2 separate regions of the Homo sapiens genome follow, and region 1 is linked to region 2. Evidence: chromatin contacts called from ENCODE Hi-C or POLR2A ChIA-PET data. All regions are on one chromosome and are shown on one strand. Each heading gives the region's core, a stretch centred on a gene start or an enhancer-like site at or near the end of the contact. The rest is flanking DNA. Distances are from core to core; before and after follow the strand shown.

Evidence for each region. A loop is a pair of places that touch in the nucleus more often than their neighbours do. ChIA-PET counts read pairs that join two places held with the same protein, here RNA polymerase II (POLR2A). Pooled maps may share reads with other maps.
Region 1: a loop to region 2 is called in a map of chondrocyte, with 1.9 times the contacts of the local background. The contact joins the promoter of GALNT9 here to the promoter of LINC02361 in region 2. A Hi-C loop is called at or near these places in 1 of 168 maps with a recorded cell type or tissue (chondrocyte) and 5 of 50 pooled maps. POLR2A ChIA-PET finds 5 or more read pairs at or near these places in 3 of 52 experiments (AG04450, activated CD4-positive, alpha-beta T cell and activated T-cell).

Annotation. Positions count from the first base shown.
Region 1 is chr12:132,327,832-132,335,738 of GRCh38, reverse strand. GALNT9 (polypeptide N-acetylgalactosaminyltransferase 9) reads left to right here and starts at 6,150. Exons shown (of 11, transcript NM_001122636.2): 1 at 6,150-6,773. The coding sequence starts at 6,536. LOC101928416 (a long non-coding RNA gene) reads right to left here and starts at 5,889. Exons shown (of 2, transcript NR_120467.1): 1 at 5,531-5,889; 2 at 4,164-4,280. RefSeq lists an enhancer at 7,512-7,907.
Region 2 is chr12:132,188,445-132,195,483 of GRCh38, reverse strand. It overlaps LINC02361 (long intergenic non-protein coding RNA 2361), which reads left to right and starts at 5,789. Exons shown (of 2, transcript NR_146452.1): 1 at 5,789-6,305. RefSeq lists silencers at 5,269-5,328, 5,459-5,938.

The DNA.
Region 1 (7,907 bases), core at 4,901-7,400, 140 kb before region 2:
CAGGCATGCACACATGTACATAGTCATACACAGAGGCATGCATGCACACACATGTACATACTCAGGCAAACACATGCACACACATGCGTGTCCATGTGCAGGCACACACAGAGGTACACGTACATAGGCACACAGGCACACACGCACACACACATGCACACACATGCATGCACACGTGTACATACTTAGGCACACAAAGACATGCACACACATGCATGCACACACGGGTACATGCTTAGGCGCACATGTGCAGGCAGAGACAGGCTCATGCACACACACAAGCACAATGCACATGCATGCATGCACACACGTGTACATACTGAGGCACACAAAGGTGCACATGCACACATACTCAGGCACACATGCACACATGCACATATATGTACATGTGCAGCTGCAGACATACAGAAGCTCATGTGCACACACACATGCACACACACACAAGCACACACAGGCACACACACAGGCACACACACGTTCTCGCCCTGGCACCACTTCTCCCTTCTCTTCACTGGTTGGGACTCACCTCTTTGCCTGGAGAAACGGGTGGTGCCTCGGCCAGTGGGTTTGAGTCCCCTGCATCTCTTCATCTTCGGCACACTGAACCCACATCACCTCCCTGAGGCCTGCTGTGCCCATCTGCAGGGTTAATGGGCTGTGGGCCGCTAGCTGTCACATAGGGGGCATGCAAGGGTGGCATCCAGGGGCAATGAATAAACTGCCACAAACATGTCTGCTGTCTCTTTAAAGCCACTTACAGTCGGATCTGCTGTCTGAACCCAAGAAGGGAAGATAGGACTTGGAAAAGCAGGCTCAGACCAACGACCTCCTCACTGGTGGTTCAGAGCTTAAGTCCCGGCCGTGCTACAAGGACTGATCTTGCCAAGGCCATATAAGCAAAGTGGAATGAAAATTAAAGTTAATTCTGAAGCCAAGGTCCTTTTAGGAAAAAAAAGTAAATTAGCCTGATTTAATCATTCCACATTTTAAACATATATCAACATCACATTCTACCCCATATAACATATACAATATTTGTGAATTAAAAACAAAATAATTTTTAAAAAATACAGAAAAGCAGGAGGGGAGGGGATCAGTGTGTTATTAGGTCCAATCTAAGGAACTCTCTGCTGTCCCAGGAGTTAGCGTGTTCAGTGAGAAAATCACAGATCTTGAAATCCAACAGACCAGTGTTCAAATCATGACTCAGTCATTAAAAAAAAAATCCGGGGTGTCAGTGACCCCCACTTTGTCTCCTGGGCCTAAGCTGGAGCTGCCAATGGATGTTTGTCGAAGTCACTCTCAGTGAGGACTTGGTCCCAGCAACCGCTGCCCATACTTGGGTCTCCTGGGGAAGGTCCCACCCTCATTCCTGAACTCCACGCCCAGAGGATCTTGGCCCAGGAGAGGGAAGCAGAGACCCAGACCCAACCTCGTCAAAACCAAAATGCGCCCCACCCAGTCCTGTTTTGCTTTAGTCATGTCTTCTGTGACATGGTTACACTGAAGTCTGATTGGACAACGTGTCATTCGTTGCTACCCCGGGGAACCTGGCATTTGGGGGCGTGGGGCGAGTTTGGCATAAAATCCCGATTTGCTGGAAGGCTGCCGTGCGGACTGAGAGAGAGCACTACTCACCGAAACACCCCTGTTCTCCCGTCTTCCAGGTACGCGGTAGGATCTCCCTTCCCACCCCACTGCGTGAAGGGGCCCGTGTGACGGTCTCTGTCCAGCAGGTGACTGCTGGAAGCAGCGGGAGTCACTTCGGAGTGGGGTGTTGACAGCGTGAAGCCCCTGAGCGCTCCTCCCCGCCCAGCCATCCAGCATTCGCGCCGGGGGCTCCGAGCGACTCCAGTCAACAGAGCTCCGCGGGGACCCAGGTGGACACGCAATCCCATGATAAATTACCCTGTGTCGTTTATGCCGTTGAGGTTTGGGGTTTGCTTGTGATTACGGCATAACCCTGCCTCCTCGGGGGACACACTTAGATGCTAAAACATGGCACGCCACGTTCCCGGGGTGATGCCTGAGTGAGAAAATGCCTTTCTCTCCATGATGCGGCCAGAAAGCACTTCAGTGACCTTGAGTTCCAATCTGTGCTTCGAGGAAAGGGCCATATCCAACTGGGGGTGAATGCTGTTCAGATCTGTGCAAAATAATCGAGGCTACACCTCCCACAGGGCTTGAGCTCATGGACATTGAAGAACCAGCATTTCCCTTCACTGGGCTCATTTTAAATCCCACGCTGCGTCCTCCATGGCCCCCACCCACGCAAGAGCCTGCCTCTCCAGAGTTCTGCAGTGACAACCACGTGACTCCCTCCCCAGTGATGCTGCCGTGGTGCGATCTTGGCTCACTGGGGGGTGATGCTACTGGTGAGGGTTTCTCCCAGTGCCGAGGGTCGGCACCCCAGACCGCAGCTACGTTCAGGGACTCCGCAGGGGCTGGTTCTCTGAGGGAGGCCCTGGAAGGCCAGGGCTTATCAAAGACAGGGTGGGGCTGGCACTGTGGTGCTAAGATGAGGGGCAGCTGTGGGTGTGTGCGCCTTCTCAGACAGGTTCATCTCTGCACCCCGTGGGTACATGCTCCTTCTCAGTTGGGTTCATCTCTGCACCCCGTGGGTACATGCGCCTTCTCAGGGGTTCATCTCTGCACCCCGTGGGTACATGTGCCTTCTCAGACGGGTTCATCTCTGCACCCCGTGGGTACATGCACCTTCTCAGACAGGGGTTCATCTCTGCACCCTGTGGGTACATGCGCCTTCCCAGAGGTTCATCTCTGCACCCCCGTGGGTACATGCGTCTTCTCAGACAGGGGTTCATCTCTGCACCCTGTGGGTACATGCGCCTTCCCAGAGGTTCATCTCTGCACCCCCGTGGGTACATGCGTCTTCTCAGACAGGGGTTCATCTCTGCACCCTGTGGGTACATGCGCCTTCCCAGAGGTTCATCTCTGCACCCCCGTGGGTACATGCGGCTTCTCAAGACAGGGGTTCATCGCTGCACCCCATGGGTACATGCGCCTTCTCAGACAGGGGTTCATCTCTGCACCCCGTGGGAACATACGCCTTCTTAGCGGTTCATCTCGGCACCCCTGGGGGCTGCCTCACATGTTACAGCTCACTGAGCATTCAGCATATATATATTTTTGTGTTTTGTTTGTTGAGACAGGGTCTCACTCTGTTACCCAGGCTGGAGTGCAGTGGTGCAATCTCGGCTCACTGCAGCCTTGACTTCCCCAGGCTCAGGTGATTCTCCCACCTCAACCTCCCACGTAGCTGAGACTACAGCTGTGCACCACCACACCCGGCTAATTTTTTGTATTTTTTTTCATAGAGATGAGGTTTTACCATATTGCCCGGGCTAGTCTTGGACTCCTGGGCTCGAGCAATCCACCGGCCTCAGCCTCCCCAATTGCTGGGATTGCTGGGGGAGGTCACCGCACCCGGCCTCCCATATGTCCTAAAAATCCAGCAAATGCTAGTGCGCCAGACTATCAGATGCATTCTCTTCCATGTAAAGTTCCCCAGTATTTTCCCATGTCCAATGTGCTTGTATTTCCAATGAAATGTACCCAGATCTTGACGGTAGTTAGGCCACATCTTTTCCTGCTAGATTTTAGAATGCAGTAAAATGTATTTACATGAATGAAATGTTTTCTCCTACAAAACCACTTTAACATCATTTTCATTAAACATGTAATGAAAAGTGCTTGATGTTTTCTCTGGAGTGATCATGACTAATAAAGTCAATTCTGGAGCCCAATTGTCTGGGCTTGAATCCCAGATCCACGCTTTGCCATTCACGCGACCTTGAGCAAGCCAGTTGCCCTTTGTGTGCCTCAGTTTCCTCACATGGAACGTTAGATGACGCCAGTGTGTATTACACCTTAACGTGGCTGCTGCTCGTATTGACCAGGTGATAGGCATAGAAGACCATGTCTGGTGAAACCTTTGCACTGCGTGTGTGCCAGCTACCTGCATCATTATTCCAGCAGCTGTCCTCGTAACGTCGGGAAACATTTTACAACCTGCATTTTATAAGCAGAAGAATACGGCATTTTCAGGAGGGACACGGGAATGGCTATTGATCAAAAACAGACCAGGGTTTATCACACTGGCTGCATAGTAATCACCTCCCGGATGATTAAAAACAGCCTCCCAGGCTCTGTCTCAGAACAGGTGATACGTATCTACGGTAAACGCCCCGCAGACAGCTGCCTCCGTCCCAGTGCCGGGTCCTGCCTGGTTCTGATCCTCTGGATTTCCTGGGATAAACATCCTGAGGAAGAAAAGAATGGCTCAACAAAGAAAGGAGAAATGGGTGTTCGGCTCGCCCAGCCTCAGCCAAGGGGCAGAAAACCTCCAAGCTGGATAGGCTGTCATGCCCGATGCCAAGAAACGGATATTTGAAGAATAGAGTACTAAGCTCAGAGCCAGAACCCCCCAGATCCCCCTACACACATGTGCATACACAGACACACACACACAGGCACATGCACACACAGATATACATACAAACACACACATAGACACATGAACACATGAACAAATGCAGATATGAACACACAGACATGCACACATTTGAACATGCACAGACCACACACATGAACAGACATACATACACAGAAACATGCACACACAGAGACACATGGAGAGAAACATGCATACATGTGAACATGCACAGACATGAACACACATGAACACAGAGACATATATACATAGAAACATGCACATATGAACACACAAACACAGACATGCACACACAGACACACAGACACTCGTACACAGATACACAGACAAATGCACACATGGACACACAAACACAGACACATAGATGCACACAGATATAGAGACACATGCACACATGAACAAACAGAGATGAACACAGAGATATGCACACATGTGAACACACACACAGACATACATAGACACATACACAAATACACACAGGCACAGACAGACACATGCACACGCATGAACACACACAGAGACAATGCACACAGACACAGGCACATGCACACACAGATACATGCACACACGGGCACACAGACATGCACACAGAAACACGTGGACACATGCACATGCATGCGTGCTGACAACACAGACATGCACATATGCAGATACACAGGCACACAGAGGCAAATGCATGCACACTCATGCACACACACGGACACACACACAGCCAAGAGCTGTGAAGCCCCTTGCCTTACTCATCTCTGTATGGAGAGCCAAGCACAGCCATGCTCTTAATAAATGCTCCGTCATTTATTCACTCATCCCGCAAATGTTTACTGAACACCAGCTATGTGTCCAATCTCTGGGAACACAGGGGTGAACCCTGCCTTTGGGTGAAACTCCTGCCTCTTGGGTGCTTGCATTCTGCCAGTGGAAGTTGGGCCCCTGTGCTGCGCGGCTTGGCTGACATCTCCCCTGGCTTCCAGGGTCTCCTCCACAAAACGCCAGTGTGGGGCCAGATCAGAGCCTGGGCTGGGGGTGGGGGCAGCCGGGGTTTGCGGCCTCGGGTCTTACCTGCGAGCCTGGCTCAGGGACGGGGCCTTCTCCCTCCTGGTGGCTCCAGGGCCCCCTGCTGTTCCCGGAGGTCCGGCTGCATCCCAAGCCCCAACCCCCCCATACCCGTCCCGGGACTCAGCTTCCCCAGTCCTCAGCCCTGGACGGGGGAGAGGGAGGGAGGCCGGGAGCTCGGCTTGGGGAGGGGTGGGCAGGAGACTACCAGAGTGGCCCTGACCCGGGTCCTGCCCCGGCCGCCCCCTCCCCCATTCACTCCCGGCGACACCGCCCTGGCCAGGCATTCCCGGAGGCCCCGCTGCCCTCGGGTCAAGCTTGGGGTCGATTCGGACCGTGCTGGCCGTTGGGGGCCCCGGGCGTCTGGCGGGTCCTGGGGAGGGAGGGTCCGCGCCTGCCCCGCCCCCGCTCCCCGCGCCCGCGCGCCCTTGGCCCAGGCTACCCCGCGCGCCCCGCCCCCCGTCCCCCGCCCCCCGGACCTGCTGTCCTGGGGTCCCCGGGGGGGCGCGGTGGGGGGGGCGGGGCAGGCGCGCGGGGCGGTCCCGGGGGGCGGCCTTGAGGGGTGGGGGAGGCGGGGCGGGGCGGTCCTGGGGCCGCGGTTGCAGATGAGGTGAGGTGAGGCCGCGTCACTCTGCACCGGCGCGGTGGCTGCGGGGCGGGCAGGACAGGAGCCGGCACAGACACCGAGCGCCGCCCGCCCGCGCCTTCCCCGCCGCCCCCCGGCGCCCCCGGCCCCCCTCACCGCTCCCCGGGGCGGGGCCGCGCCCTCTGAGCGGGGGATGCCGGCCGCGCCCCGCGACCCCAGCCCCGGGCAGCCCTCTGCGCTCTGGGGGACCCCCGGCGGCCGTGGCCCGGCGCGCTGAGCTGGTGCTGAAGGGACAGCTCCGGCCGAGCCCCGCAGCCCCCGCAGCCCCGGGCGGCTCATGGTCCCCGAAGCCGAAGCTGAAGCCCAGGCCCGGGCGGGGATGCTGGGGATGCCCCGCGGGTGAGGCCCCCGCTGCAGCCGTGTTCATGGCGGTGGCCAGGAAGATCCGAACTTTGCTGACGGTGAACATCCTGGTGTTCGTGGGCATCGTCCTGTTCTCCGTGTACTGCCGCCTGCAGGGCCGCTCCCAGGAGCTCGTGCGCATCGTGAGCGGCGACCGCCGGGTGCGCAGCCGACACGCCAAGGTGGGCACGCTGGGGGACCGTGAGGCCATCCTGCAGCGCCTGGACCACCTGGAGGAGGTGGTCTACAACCAGCTCAACGGTGAGCGGGGGCGCCGGGGCGGAGTGGGGGCAGCCCTGCCCGGGACAGTGGCCACCCCGGGCGCGATGGGTCAGGCCGGCCTCGGGTGCGCGCCCCTCTGCGCCCCTGTGGGAGGGAATATACAGGAGAGAGGAGAGGGAAGGGCCGCGGAAGCCCCTTCAGCAGCGGGCAGCAACCTGGGTTCCCCCCGCACCGGGCACCCACCCCTCCAGTGGAGACTTGAGGAATCCCCCTGCCCCCACAATGACGCAAACTTGCTCTCCGAGGGAACTTCTGCAGAGGATCTTTGGAGCTGCTCTAGAAGCAGGCAGTGCCTAGGTCCAGGAGTGTGGGGTGGGGGGCTGGCTTGGCGCTCCAGGAGTGGGGGCCGTCAGGTTTAGGCTGCGCCGACCCCTCCACTCTTGAAGGTGGGGAAAGAGGAGGGTGGGGACGCCACACTTGGGAGGCTGCTGGTGCAGTGTCCTTTGCCCCTGAGGTTCGAAGGCACCCCAAATGCTTCGACCACTGGGCTAGGCGGCCCCCTGTCCTGGGGGTGCCCGAGGCCGCGTTAGAAAGTTGTTATGGGAGAAGCTTGAAGCTGAGACCTGAGACTCCTGGGAGGATGGAGTTGAGGATCATGCAGGGCTTGGCAGGACTCATTACCCAGGGGGGCCCAAGTTGTGGCACCTGGGAGCCCCAGAATCCATGAAAGCCTCCAGCTCCCGGTGGGTCTGTTTCATCACGAGCGGACGTAGGTCAGCCCGAGGAGCAGCACCGGCATCACCACAGGTCAGGGCCAGCGGCCACAGCTGCTGAGAGCAAGCACTTTTCCAGCTGCTCCACCTTCCCGGAGGAGCAGCCGCCCCCAAGGCCACTCTGCACCGGGGCGCCAGGAAGGAGAAAGTTTGCATGTGCCTACATCACTAGCTGGTGTGGCTTTCCGTTCCGTGCCGATGATTCAGGCTTCTGCCTTGGCAGCCCCAGCAAACCTCCTCCAGAAAGCATCCGTAACAGGCTCGAGTGGGAGGTGACGGGAGCTGGGGTTACGCGGGCAGGCGGGGGCTCCGGATGTGCCTGCTGTGTGTGGGGGCAAAGGCGGGGGGTGGTCTTGCGTTTCCTTCAGGAGCCACACCCTCTCTTGAGGGTGGGCTGCAG
Region 2 (7,039 bases), core at 4,540-7,039:
GACGCTGACCCGTTGTCACCAGTCGGAGTTCAGCCTGCGGGGACACGTCACTGTCCGCTAGCCCTGGGCAGAGGCAATGGGGCTGGGAACACTTCACTTTCCGCTAGCCCTGGGCAGAGGCAATGGGGCTGGGAACACTTCACTTTCCGCTAGCCCTGGGCAGAGGCAATGGGGCTGTACTTCACTGCTCTTTCCAAAGCCCGCAGGGGCTCATGTTCCTCCCCCAGCACCCTGCCTGCTGGGGTGCCCACCCACCACACGGCCCCTCTGCTCAACGCCTTCCTCTGGGACTCCCCAGTCGTTGCTTCCTGTTCCTGTAAGAAGCCCTGAGGGGTCCCAGTTTCTCTGTTCTCAGCAGAGAATTCTCCCAACCCCAGCCCAAGCCTCAGCCCTCTGTCTAGTCCAGATCTTGCCAAAATTCTAAGATCATGGAGGCAAAACACGGGCAGTGAGTGAGGCCCCAAAAGTGAGTGGCTTGCCAGGGACCCCCCCCACCCCCAGCCAGACTCACAGGAGTCCAGAAGTTTCCCAGGTGAAGTTAGGAGTCCAGAAGTTTCCCAGGTGAAGGATGTGCAACGTCCCTTATCTTGCAACGTGCAGTGCCTGTAGTTTAGACCAAGAGGATGGCAGGTGCAAACTCGGCTCGCTCACACACCAATTCATTAGGCAAATTGACAGGCAAGTCAAAGCTGGCTGGTTCATAGCCCACACAGGATCCCACAGAAAACCTGACACCTGGAAAATTACTCTCGAATCCTCAGTAGAACTCCCACCCTTCAGGGAGGTGAGTGTTCCCTCCCACTGAGGGAAGCCTATGGCTGCTCCGCCTCACCTGGCCCAGCCCCTCCTCCCTGGCACCAGGAGGAGTCCCGAGGGGAGCACCTGGGATGGCAGATCCCTGCAGGGCAGCGGAGGTGAGGTGCTGTCCACGCTGTCCGGACAGGAGACTCTTCAACAGGCATGACTTTGACTTGCCAAACACTCTGCTTCACCAAATACACCTCCAAGTGTCCTTATTTCCCTGACTATTCCCCTCTGTCCTTACCTGCCTAAGTGGCCACACGCCTCTTGAGAACTGCCCCTGTTCTGGAGAAAGTACCCACGAATCCTAGAGATCATGTAATCCAAAGAGCTCCCCACCCTTGCATGGGTGGGGCAGAGCTGGAGATGTCCCAACGTCCGCTGCTGCCTTTGCATCTGCTGCCACACGGTGTCGCTGTTGAAGATGGTCCCTGCACGGCTGCATGGCCAACACTCGGCCGTGGCCACCAGGATGTCCTTGCTGGCCTAGACTCTCACGCCTGCCTCAGAGGGGTGCCCCACATGGGAACCAACCATACTGTTTAAGTCACAGTGACATGCTGATGTAGATTGGATGTTTGTCCCCTCCAAATTTCAGGTAGAAATTTAACCAACATGGAGGTGGTGCCTGCTGGGACGTGTTTGGGTCACGGGTGGATCCCTCATGAACAGTCCAGCACTGTCCTCATGGTAACTAACATCCACTCTAGTAGTTCCTGAGGGAGCTGGTTGTTAGAAGGGTCCTGGCACTGCCCTCCCTGCTCCCTCCCTCACCACGTCCCCTCTGCTCTGAGAAGAAGCTCCCTGAGGCCTTCCCGGAAGCAGATGTTGGTGCCAGGCTTCCTGTAGAGCCTGCAGGCCCGTGAGCCACTTACACCCCTTTTCTTCACGAATTACCCTGTCTCAGATGTTCCTTTATATGAATAGCAAAATGCCAAACGGATGGAGACATGCATTTGCCCTGACCCCAGCACAGTCCCTGGGCTCAGGAAAACGTGCAGTGCAGTCCGTGGGCTGTGCCATCTGTAGGCTGTGCCGTCCGTGGGCTGTGCTGAAGCCACCGTGATCCCCTAAACCCTTTGACACATGTGGATACGTCCCTTCCTGTAAGGCACAATCACTCCTCCTCATGGACTTCTGTGTCCTGTTTTGTAACCATAGGTCCTTGGTTGGGGCCACCCCAATTGTATCAGGTGGGATCCAACCAGTCAAACAAAAGGGATTTAATATGGAGGACCGATTGCCCAAGTGAGGGAAGAGCTGAGGCTTTGACCAGGCTCACAACTGCCGAAACCGCCTACCAACACCCACAGGCTGGAAGGGCTGGGAGCTGGGGTTCCGGCAGTCGGTGGGGGGCCTACAGCAGGCAACTCCAAGCTTGGAGACTGCGTGTTGGTCGCCTGGAACGGTCCGTGGTGGAGAGACAGACAGAGATACAGACACTATGATTGGCAATGCTACACGCCACGGCTGCGCTTCCAACAGCCTATTGTCAGACACTGGCCAGCACACCCCCAACTTGCTCTCCCAAAACCCCCAGACGCAGAGCACCTCCCCAGTCCGACGGACGCGACCGAGACACGCAGAGAACCTCCCCAGTCCGACGGACGCGACCGAGACACGCAGAGCACCTCCCCAGTCCGACGGACGCGACCGAGACACGCAGAGCACCTCCCCAGTCCGACGGACGCGACCGAGACACGCAGAGCACCTCCCCAGTCCGACGGACGCGACCGAGACGCAGAGCACGCCCCCAGTCCAACAGATGTGACTAAGACAGGACGCACAAGAGATTCCTTTCAGAGCAAAGGTCTACAGAAACGCCAGCTCCTGTCCCAGGTACTCGGGAAAACTGCTGCCAACCATTCTCTTCTCCTTAGAGGAGGAGGAGGAGGGAGGACAGAGGAGGATGAGGGAGGACACAGGAGGAGGATGAGGGAGGACACAGGAGGAGGACGAGGGAGGACACAGGAGGAGGACGAGGGAGGGAGGAAGATGTTTATATACGGCTGAAATTTTAATCCCATTTAATTCTTCAAATACCTTAAGTAGTACTGAGCACTCCTGTGCCCACTTAAGGAGAAACAGAGGCTCGGAGGAGTAAAATGACTCCATACAAGACACACGCATCACAGAGGCCGACCCAGGGGGTCCCACCCAGATCCATGTGACCCCAAACCTGCGACCTTCAACCCTGCCTGGCTGCCCAGTATTTTTTTCTTTTTAAACAGTCATGTTTTAAATGGCAAGGATACAAGCAAATAGAATTTAATAAAACTTAATAGCAGGCCTGCTTCTCCCATTGATTCAATTAAAATCTGGCTCTGCAGCAGATTCAGAAAAATCCACGTCATCTGTTTGACATGGTTCATTGGCACCTGACGACCGGGGCTCGGAGCGGCCGGTACAGGAGCAGGCACTCCCCCAGCCCGACGACAGGGGCTCGGAGCAGCCAGTACGGGTGCAGGCACTCCCCCAGCCCGATGACCGGGGCTCGGAGCGGCCGGTGCGGGAGCAGGCGCTCCTGGTGGAAGCAGTGAACAAATACACACGTCATTCTTCTCCTTTCTCTGCTCTTGATAGAGATCCTGGGCATCCGAATTTAATTTTGCCTCTAATAAAAATGCCCATTGCCTGATGAGTCTCATTTATGGCTCAGACCGACTTCAAGAGTGGGTCCTACAGGAAGCAGCATGCGGGGGGGGCCTGTCCCCAGGAGCGGGGCAGCCTCGAAGGGCCCCAGCAGGGGTGCAGGCCGGGCTGGTGTTGACCAGGGGCCCAACCACACAGAGCGTGGGGGTCTCCCAAACACTCCCTCGTCATCACAGGCAAGTTTAGCTCTGGTCGAAGCAAGGGGAAGGTGAAGGGCAGACTCCAGGGCGGGGGCCCCCTCTGAGAGGGCTGCAGGGACAGCTCTGGGGTCTGCAGAGAGGGGCAGCAGCAGACACACCTGGGCGCCCTCTCCTCACTGGGCAGCTTTGGGGAAATTACTTTCTCCTTCTGAACTGCATTTAATTCAAACAAGAAATAATACAGGCTCCAAAGCTTTGCTTTGAAGATTAGGAAAAAAGCACATCATAACTGTTATATTCCTGGGTGGTTTTGATTTTTTTATTTGCTTCTTGTATTTCCTAAATTTTCTGCAAAGAAACTTGTCTGCAACGAAGGATAATTGGCTCTTTTGTTTATTAATATTCATTTGACACCCACTGCACAGCGGGCGCTCTCCCTCACAGCAGCGGCCCATTCCCGAGCGCGTGCAGTGCCTAGCTTCCGGCCCGAGACACAAGGAGGGCTTCTAGAGGGATCACCGTCCACGCTGACACTGCTGTCCGGTGACCAGTCCCCGTGCTGGAGCTCACTGGCTGGTGACCAGTCCCCGTGCTGGAGCTCACTGGCCGGCCCGCAGGCCGCCTCTCACACCATGTCCTCCCCACCTGCCAGGCACCGGCTCACCAGCCTGCCGGGCCTGTGAATGCCCCAGTCCCAATCACGAGGCCCTCCCATGTTTGTGCCCAGCGCTGCTGTAACACAGGACCACAGCAGGTGGCTTCAGATGGCAGAATTGATTCCCTCACAGTCCCAGAGTCCAAGGCCCAGGTGCCAGCCCGGCTTCCTCCGAGGGCTCCGGGGCTCCTCCCACCTCCTCCCTCGCTGGGCCTGACCCGTCTCTGCTGCCGGTGGCCTGTTCCTCACCCCACCCCCATGTGTCTCCTCCACGCCTGCACCCTCTCGTCACCTTGCAGGGACAGCAGCCTCGGATTCAGGGCCCACCCTGCTCCAGGGTGGCCTCATCTTAATGTTCCATCAGCTAAGGCCTTCTCTTTAAATAGGTCTCATTCGGGGGTTCTGGGTGGACGTGAATTTTGGAAAGACAGCCCATGACCTTCTCCTATTGCCCAAATAGGCCCAGAAACTTCCCCGAGTCCTCCGAGGTGCAGAGCTGTGCTGAGGTCTGTGGGGAGAAGAGAAAGGCTGACCTGCCCCGCTGGACACGTGCTATCCCCGAGCCCCTCAGTCCATCGTCAGAACGGCCCCTCGACATGTGCGTGGCCAACGAGCACACGGAAAGGCACGACGCCAGCAGGCACCGGGGGCTGCAGAGGAAAGCCACGGCGGCCGGACTGGCTGAAGCACCCACGGGCAGCACGGGCGAGCCTCGGAGCGCCCCAAAGGCCCACCCGCTGCTGGCGGGGTCACGAAAGGCCACGGGCACTTGGAGCCACCATGGGTCACCACCTCCCTATAACCAAAGGTAACTCACAGCACCCCGGCCCGGCAATCTCACACCTGGATTCACCCAAGGGGCATGAAGACACGTCCCCAAAGACTTACAGTAAAATACTCACACCGGCCTTATTCACAATAGTCCAGAGCCGCAAGCAGCCCGGTGCGTGAGCCCTCAAGTCAGGGGCAGCCTCGGCGGGGCCTGTGCCTGAACCGGCCCTTGGCGGAGAGGAGGAGCGGCCGCGCGGCGGGAGAGGGGCCGGGCAAAGCGCACATCCGCCCCTGGAACCCGCACAGCCGGTCACCGCGCGCCCGGCGGGGTCGGAGCCGAGGCTGCCTGTGACCCCGGGAGCTGGGCGGAGGGCACAGGATCCGTCCGGATTTTCTGTGCAACGTCCTGGGAATCTAAAACTGCGTCAAAGTAAAAAGGTCTTTTGGTTTTGTTGTTGTTTATTCTACTTTAATTTCTGGGGCACATGCGCACAACGTGCAGGTTGGTTACAGACGCCCAGCGGCTTCGGAGGTGCCGTGCAGAAAGCGGCTGCCCGAGGCCGGGGGAGGCGCCGGGGAGGGCGGGGAGACGCCGCGGGAACATTCGTCACACCCCGCGGACCTGCCCCCGAGACGGGCGCCGCCTGGGACCCGCGCGCAGTGACTTAAAAGGGCGAAGGGCCGCCCCAGGCCCCGCCCTCGACTCCTCCGTCGCTGCGTCTCCTCCGTGCTCCGTCCCCGGAAAGACGGGCCCCGCCCCGACTCCCTCGGCGAAGAGGCCCCCGCGGCCGGCCGAGCTCCGTGGACTCCGCAGGAGCGGCCCCGCCCCTCACACTACGCCGGGCGGTTCCCTCCGAGCCCCGCCGGGACAGCGTCGACGCTGCACACACCCCAGAGAAGCCAGAGGACGGCGCCTGCACCGGACACAGCGCAACACCGGCACAGCACAGCGTCCACACCACAAGTGAGCCTAGGCAGCTGTGTCTACACTGCAGACGCCGGCCTGAGCGCACGCGTCTTCATGCAGGCTCAGCAGAGGGGGAAGAACACCTCCCCGAGGGTGGAAGAGCTGTGGCCAGCAGACAGATGGACGGACAGACGGACACAGGCGAACAGGCAGCGCAGGGGTGAGCCGAGCCGGTCAAATGGGCCAGGACCCGGCTCCGTGTGCCCTTCACAGTCAGGATGACAGAACCCCGTGGAATATGAAAAATGCCGGGAGACAGACCCCGGAGGCACAGCCCCTCACCGGGCAGGGAGGCCGCCAGAGGGAAGCGCAGCTCCAGGTGCGCGCCCCCCCACGCCCACCCCATCCCCCGCTGGGCAGGGAGGGACCCCACCTGCGCCCTCAGGCGGTGCTCAAGATGGGGATAGGGTGAGCTGCAGAACCGATTTCATCTCTGGAGTGAAATGGAATGATGGGTTTGTGTGAAATCAGGACAGAGCTGGGGAGGTGGCGGAGCCGGGACGGGAAGAGGGCAGAGCAGTGGGCTCATTCCCCGGAACCAGCATCTCCTGGCCCGGTTTAGCCACTGAGGGAAGCTTCTCTGTGTATTGAGCCTGGCTGCCCAGAGAGCAGCCCCACCCTCCCTCCTGCTCCTGCTCCTCTCCCTCCCCCAACTTCTCGTCCCCTCTTCCTCACCCCTGCCCCCACCTCCAGCCTGACTCTAACGCTGCACTGGCCTTTAGTGTCTCAGAACACAGAGCAGTTGCTGGGCAGAATCCCCCGTGCCACGATGCGTCCACGCACAACACGGGAACTAAACCACCCGAAACGCAGCAGGTTAAAGCAGCGCTGGGCTCCTGGTCCTCACAATTCTCTGGGTCCATGGGGGCTCCCTGGGCTGGCTCATGGGCCGCCATGGTCACCAGCAGGGCTGGCCAGGCCGGGCAGCAGACGGCTCCTGGCAGCTGGCGGGTGGGGCTGGCCGTCGCTGCGGCCTGGGCTGTCCTCCGCACGGCCTCCTGCCTCAGTTTTCTGTTTCTGATGAGCCCCGTATCTAGCGGTTCAGAGCAACGC